2 separate regions of the Mus musculus genome follow, and region 2 is linked to region 1. Evidence: chromatin contacts called from ENCODE Hi-C or POLR2A ChIA-PET data. All regions are on one chromosome and are shown on one strand. The core of a region is the stretch at or near the end of the contact, and the rest is flanking DNA. Distances in the headings are between cores, read along the strand shown. Region 1 holds the start of Tspan4 (tetraspanin 4). Region 2 holds the start of Ap2a2 (adaptor-related protein complex 2, alpha 2 subunit).

The links. A loop is a pair of places that touch in the nucleus more often than their neighbours do. ChIA-PET counts read pairs that join two places held with the same protein, here RNA polymerase II (POLR2A).
Region 2: POLR2A ChIA-PET joins it to region 1 with 10 read pairs in embryonic stem cell. The contact joins the promoter of Ap2a2 here to the promoter of Tspan4 in region 1. A Hi-C loop is called at or near these places in 1 of 37 maps with a recorded cell type or tissue (Patski). POLR2A ChIA-PET finds 5 or more read pairs at or near these places in 4 of 5 experiments (Patski and embryonic stem cell).

The regions. Positions count from the first base shown.
Region 1 is chr7:141,473,708-141,477,456 of GRCm38, forward strand. Tspan4 (tetraspanin 4) reads left to right here and starts at 1,529. Exons shown (of 8, transcript NM_053082.3): 1 at 1,529-1,790. Polr2l (polymerase (RNA) II (DNA directed) polypeptide L) reads right to left here and starts at 1,446. Exons shown (of 2, transcript NM_025593.1): 1 at 1,321-1,446. The coding sequence starts at 1,415.
Region 2 is chr7:141,560,238-141,563,518 of GRCm38, forward strand. It overlaps Ap2a2 (adaptor-related protein complex 2, alpha 2 subunit), which reads left to right and starts at 1,943. Exons shown (of 22, transcript NM_007459.3): 1 at 1,943-2,189. The coding sequence starts at 2,123.

The DNA of each region.
Region 1 (3,749 bases), core at 279-2,778:
TTTTAAAATTTCGTTTTATGTGTATGGGTGCCTGATGCTCCCAAAGCCCAAAGGAGTTACGGACACTTGCGAGATACCATGTTGCTTCAAGGAACGGAACCTGAGTCCTCTTAAAAAACAATCAAACAACCAAACACACAAAACAGCCAGTGCTCTTAACAGTTGAGCCATCTAGCTGGGTGTGGTGGTGCACACCTTTAATCCCAAGCACTTGGGAGGTAGAGGCAGAGGCAGGTGAATTTCTGAGTTCGAGGCCGGCCTGAGCTACAAAGTGAGTTTCAGGACAGCCAGGGCTACACAGAGAAACCCTGTCTTGAAAAACAAAACAACAACAAAAAAAACAGTTGGGCCATCTCTCTAACCCCCTGTATCTCTGCGTTTGTCTCTTGTACCCAGGGTTATGGGCTTCCAGGGTTATTTGGGAAAGCTTAGGAGACCAATATCCCCTCATCAAGGAGTACAATTCCAGGCCCCACAGGTGGACTCTGACTAAACGCCATGAACTGGTTGTTGCTACCCCACAGGCTTTGAACTCACACTAGATTTAATTTCTCTGGGACCTAGACAGCTTGAGAGGTTCCTGCCCAAGTGAAAGAGGGTCCCAGAAGGCTAGCAGCTACTCATCAGAGCTGATCTAATAGCTGCTCATTAAGCCCCACTGACTTATGGCTTGTGCAGAGAAAGAGAACCCCTTGGTGTTGACATGGTGGCCAGAGGTCTATTTTGGGGGACAGTCATAGTAGTGAGCACAAGACGATGCCCACAAAGCCTGTCCTGCATTTTAAAGGGCCCACGAGGTTCGAAGTACATAAGGGGTAGGTCGGAAAGCAGATAGAGGATAGAGAGTAGGTCGACAGGGAAGAGACTTGAGGTGTCACCCACGGGAAGGATGCTTAGAAGTTTCCCAAAGGCCAGCAACTTGAAGAAAACCACCTTCCAAACTTCTGAGAGCCTGGGCGTGATATTGCACGCCTTTAATCCCAACATCCAGGAGACAGGCAGGATTTCGAAGTGTTTCAGACCAGACTGCTTTACATAGAGAATTCAGGTCAGCCACCGAAATCCTGCCTCGAAAACAAACTAAAGACTCACTCTTCTGGGAATACATCACAGGTCTGGGCTGGAGGACATCCAGTCTTCTCACTAGACCCCACAACCCCTGCCCTGCCAATTCTCCATAGGAAATCTTATCTACCCCCGGCCCAGGACACCTCAATTTCACTCCCGGTCCGCCGCAGAACCCTCCCCATTGCCCCTCGACTTCATGCCCCCAGTCCAGCCTTCCCGTCCTGTCCCATCCCCCGCGGCCCGCCGTCTCACCCCTCCGTGTACTCGGCCTGCAGCAGACCCAGGTAGGCTTCCCATTTGTTGCCGACGATCTTCCCGCAGGTGAAGCAGCGCACCGGGATGATCATGGCGGCGTCTGGCGTGCAGGCTGCCGGCAGTAGCTTTTCAAGGCCCGCCCCAGGCGCGCCCATAGCGCGGGGCTCATTACGCCCTAGCTCCGCCCCGTAAGATCCAGAGCCCCGCCCCGCATCTCCCTGAATCCCGCCGCAGCCCTGCCCCGGCTCCCATGATTACCCTGAAGCGGCGGTGTTCCTTGCTCGTGCCCACCCGGGGCTCCGAGAGCCTCCGAGCCCGCGGCAGCATCCCGGTCCCCCCCCTCCCGCTGTGGTGGTAGATCCCGGCGCTACGGCGTCCGAGCAAGGCCGAAAGGTCCGCGGCCGGCGGTTCGCGTTTCTCGTGTTGCCTTGACTGACAGCTGCTCCGCCGTGCGGCGGCGCGCACAGGTACGGCGGTTCTAGCGGGCTGGGGTCCCGCTGGCCGGATCGCAAGCCGACTGGAGCCAAGAGGTGGTTAACAAGTGGTGGTGGCGCAGCCGGAGAGCGGGCTGCCGACTGTCCACGGCCAAGGCGGTCTTCCCGCCTCCTGGCCCGGACTCCAAGGGGTCTCGGTCTGGAGCCCTTACCCGAGGTGCCCAGGCAGAGTCCGGGCCTTGGAGTTTGGGGCGTCCTTCTCTTCGGCCGCTGCAGAACCGTCGGCGGTACGGTGTCCCGAGCCCCGACGGCGGCCTCCCGCGCTCAGTACAGTCCTCTCCTCTGAGAAGGGTCTTTTCCTGGGGAGAGGAGCAGGGCGGTGGTCCGGGAAGGCGTCATGGAGGAGGCACCCTATGAACAGACCTTCTAACCTCTTTTTCCCGGGATATTTGGCTCAGACGCGGAGATTGCGTGCGAGACTGCTAGTGGCCACAGGTCTGCCTCACCTGGACGTGACTTAAGGACTTAAGGGAATGGGCAAGGAGCTGGTTTCTGGGGAGTGTATCACCTTGGCCGCCTTCTTGTGTGTTGGGAGCTACCCTTAGGAAAACGAGGCAGCTTGCAGTGAGAAGCTGGAGAAGTTCGATAGAGCTTGGGAAGTTTGAGATCTGGTTACAGTGAAGGCTCTGGGGGGTCCTAGACATTTTCCAGGTGCCTCTGGGAAACAAACGATGGAGGGGAGGTCGGGAGGGGTCTCCTGGGTCTTGAGTGTGGCTGGTCGGAGCCACTGGCCAGCTTGGTGGTTGTGCCCCCGATGTCACCCTGGACAGCCTCCCTGGCAGCTTTTGCCATCCCCCATGGAGCCACGTGCAGAGCCACGAGCTAGGCGACTTCCCGGTCCTGTCCCCTCCCCCCAACATCCTGCCCTGGCCAGAGGGGGCAGTGGGGGCCTGTGAGTCACTGTGGCCTGGGATCAGGCTCAAGATCTGGACTGAAGACTGCTGGTGGCCAGAGGTGAGGGTGGCAGGGGAGTGGGATAGGAGATGGTCTGTAGGGTCTGCCCTAGGGGATGGGGTGGAGGCCAAAGGCTTGGAGGAGGGGCTCTCAGTTCGGTCCGGCCCCTGGAAGACTTGTTTACTTAGGGAGAGTTGGGGAGTAGAAGCCTGTGCCAAGTTGACATTCCTGGAATTCCCGTGTGTGTGTGTGTGTGTGTGTGTGTGTGTGTGTGTGTGTGTGTGTGTGCGCGCGCGCGCGCAAGCCCACAGTTTCCAGTGGCTATCGTGGGTGGTGGCATCCTCTCCTCCCCTAGTTCCTGCTCCAGCTCCCTGGATTCCCAGAAATGGCCCAGGCTAGAGGACTCCAGGCTGTTCACCCAGACTTTGCTCATCCTGGAGTGCTGTGTGGGATGGGGGTGGAGTGGGGGGGGATATGCTGTGGGTCAGTTCTCTCCAGAGCCCTGGCAGGGATCCCAGGCTCAGCTTCTGCCCCTACTTCTACCGTTTCTTAACTCCCAGTGGCGGGAGAGAGATGTAGGATACTTACAGTCTCAGCTCTGCTGTTTCCCCACTGCAAACTGACCAGTGTCTGCCTAGCAAATGGATGCTCAATCTACTGTACAGGGTGGAGGGCGCATTGAGCGAGATGTGCTCATACGCAGTTTTTAACCCATTTGCCACAGTTCCTGCCAGAGGAGGGGGTCACTTCAGGGCAGGGGACGAGGAAAACCGATGATTGAAGTGTTAGCTGCCCGGCCCCTCCCACCCTGGGTGTTGCCCTGAAAACAGCCAGCCAAAAGAGGGTGCTGTACTGTGGTCTGGAGCCCTGGGCTCCAGCTGGCTCTACCCCTTGGCCTTAGGTCACAGCCTTAGTTTCCCCATTTGTAAAGCTCTGCTGGGACCTGAAGCATCCGTGGGAAGGATTTTAATTCCTCCACTAAAAGCTGGCCTTGAGCTAGGGGAAGTGGTCGAAAGTGACTTCTCCTGAGGAACTCTA
Region 2 (3,281 bases), core at 693-3,192, 87 kb after region 1:
ACTGCAGTTGGAGCTTGCAGCGCCCTTCCAACCTGTGGAGGAAGGCAGGGCTTTCAGTACCATCTGTCTTTGGGGAAAATACTGTGACAAGTCTCTAGTTCAGACAACTTAAACAGAATTGTTCTCAAGGCACATTACCAATGGCAGCCTCTCCTTCAGTGAGTGGTTTGGAAGGATCATGTGCTCAGGTTCAAGGCTTCGGTGTGGGGAAAGTGATCTGGTGGCTTGTGTATCTGAGATGGCCATAGGTGGCACTGGCCATAGGTGGAGTCTTTCCTGTGTCCACTTGTCAGGCCTGATGTGGCACACTTGTGCGACACTTTATTATTATTTATTTTTGCTGTGACAAAAGCAAGCTAGGAAAAGGTTTTGTAGAAGCTCACAGTTGGAGGATATGTTCTCTCAGAATGGGAAGTCATGACTGTAAGAGCTCAGGCAGCTCGTCACATTGTCACCACAGCCAGGAAACAGATGAATGCTGTTGCTCACCCCGTTCCTTTTTATTCCGCTCAGGACCCTTACAGCCTATATTTATGGTGGGCCTCAATCAGACTAATCTAGAAACTTCCTGACAGGTGTGTCCAGATGTTTGTTTTCATGATGAGTGTAGTAGATCCTATCCAATATGACAACCAAGATTAACCATTTTTTAGACATGGCTCAGTGGGTAAAGGTGCTTCCTGGGACTCACAAGGTGGAAGGAAAAAAATTGACTCTCACAAAGTGTCCTTTGAGTTCCACATTGCACACCCCTTTCAATAAATAATTTATAATGAAATTATTTAAAATACTAACTATAGGATGGCTGTGGTGACTCTCAGAGTCAGTACAATGGAGGAGTCTGAGAATCTCCTGCAGTCTCATTCCTGTCTGGGCATAAGCAATGGGATTCCTATTGCCACCTGTCCAGCACTCCTTATATGGCCCAGAAGCATCTTTTTGATGGTGCAGACAAGCTGGAGGAAGTTTATTTTCTGGTGCTGGCTCTTTCACCTCTTAAAAAGTCAGGCAAATTCAGCAGCCTCACCAGAGATTTGGCTTATTATGTTCTCAGTTTCTTCCATCAGTCCTGGGACCTTGGTGGACTGCCTGATTTATAGGAGGGTCGTGCCTCTTATTCTCTGGACTAGGCTCTACCACATCTGTATAAAAGCAAGGGACAGAGAGTTCTGCCTAGTGGGTCTGGATCATGATAACCACCTTAGGTGTGAAGCTTCCTCTTCACAGAAGAGAGCTAGGGAAGAGCCACCATGATCTCCACTTCCTGGAGTGGTGGGCCAATCCCGCTCTTCTGCAAAATGGGTCCATAGGAAGGATCCAATGGGGCCACCTCGCTAGAGAGGGGAACAGGGGAGCAGAAGCAATAAGCAAAGGGGCCTGGATGAATGCTGAGAGGTTGTACTCCAGACAACAGTCACCTCGGCAAGAGTGGTCAGTCTAGCTTCAAGCCTCAGTTTCCCCATTTGTAAGGGAAGTAGGAACCTGGAGTAGCGCTTCCTTTTGTCCCAGTTTAGAGGCTTGTAAACGCCTCTCACTCCGGTTCCACGCCGGTGGCCTGGGGTAGGTCAGTCCAACTGCCAGGGCTCTGGGGCCGGTTTGCACAGGCAAAGGTTGACTGCTGTAGGTGCTAGTGCAGCCCGCTCCTCCCCTACACCCCTGTGTGACACTGGGTTGATCCCGCACTGGTGTCAGTGTCTCTGTCTAGGTAAAGCCGGGCTCACCCGTGAGAGCGAGATCGGGGCTACTCCGGTATACATTGGAAGGATCCTTCACCAGGCGGTGATACCAGGAGGTGTAGCGCCTGCGCGCTCCGCACAGCTCCGGTTCTCCAAGCAGCAATCCGGCTCTATCCCGCGCCACGCCCCCATCCTCCTCGTCCTCCCCCCGCCCCCCAGCACCGCGAGAATGCGCACGCTCTCTTGCACCGCCCGTCGCCGGGCGCGAGGCTCAGCGTGCGCGCCAGCGCGTGCGTCGTGCGTGCTCGCGCGCGCAGCCCAGCGAGCGGCGCTCGGGGGCCCGAGGCGGCTGTGGCTAGGCGGCTCCGCGCTCCAGGGCTCTTCGGCGTGACCGCCGCGCCCGTGCTGTTCTAGCCCGCCGCCGAGGCCGCTCCCGGGGCGCAAAGATGCCGGCCGTATCCAAGGGGGACGGGATGCGAGGCCTAGCGGTCTTCATCTCCGACATCCGCAACTGTGAGTGCCAGACGCCGGGCGGGCCTGAGCGGGGGCGCGGCCGGGGGTCCGCAGGTGCGGCCGGGGGTCTGGGGGGTTCGGCCGGAACGGGGAGAGGGGTGTGGGCCGGTGCGCGGGTCCGCTCAGGCTTGAGAAGGAGGGCTGTGGAGTGCAGATCGCGCGGTGGGGCGGGGGTCCCGCGCGGGCGCTTAGGGTGCAGAGCGCGCGTCCTGGGTGCACATCTGGCGGGAGTTGGTAGCCTGCTGCGGGGGGACCAGACTGGGGTGATGGTGGTGGTGTCCCAAGTCCTGACCCGAAGATGAGGTGTAGAGTGAAGATTCGTGCTGGTGAGTGGGGCAGGGTCCTGGAGGTGCAAATCTGGCAGTGGGGTTGGGGTAGGAGCAGAGATGTTAGGCAGAGATCTGGGGTGCGGACCCCTGGTAGAGTGATTGCATGTATGGGTTTGGACAGTTGGGAGATTGCCTGTGGGTGTTCAGACTGAGGTGCGGGGCTTAGGTGTCTTGAGATCTAGGTGTAGCGATGGGAGTGCGGGGCGCGGTGGGGAGTCTGTGGGGTTTGTGGCACAGTCGAGGGGTTTCCGGCCCTAGACGCCCCTCCCCAGCATGATGTCATCTTGGTCTTTCTAGTAATGGAGCCTTTAACCCAGCCTTTTCCAAAACAGCGTGGATTTCTCTTTGGGCGGGGATAGGGACACTATACGTCTCTCGGACCTGATTCAGGCGGCATGTTGGGCGATGATTAGATCTCACCCACTGCGATTAAAGTGACTCATTCCCCCAGGGAACCGGGAGCAGCCGGGTGTGGATGCTGGAAGCTGCGCCTGCTTCTCCGCTGAGCAGTTCTGTAGCCAGTGTCCCCTGGGTGGAAAAAAAAAATCTGCTCAAAGTGAAATGGGTCGGAAGGTTAAAGGTCAGGCAGGGCGGGTGCCCAGGACTTTGGCTTACAGAAACTTCTGAGGGTTATCAGACACCCCCTTACTGATGAGAAGAAAAGCCATTTTCCTGTCAGTTTATTTTTTTCTTGGTATCCAGCAAATAGCTGACTCCATGATTTTTGTTACTTTAGAGATTAATATGCTTCCTGAGGAATTTT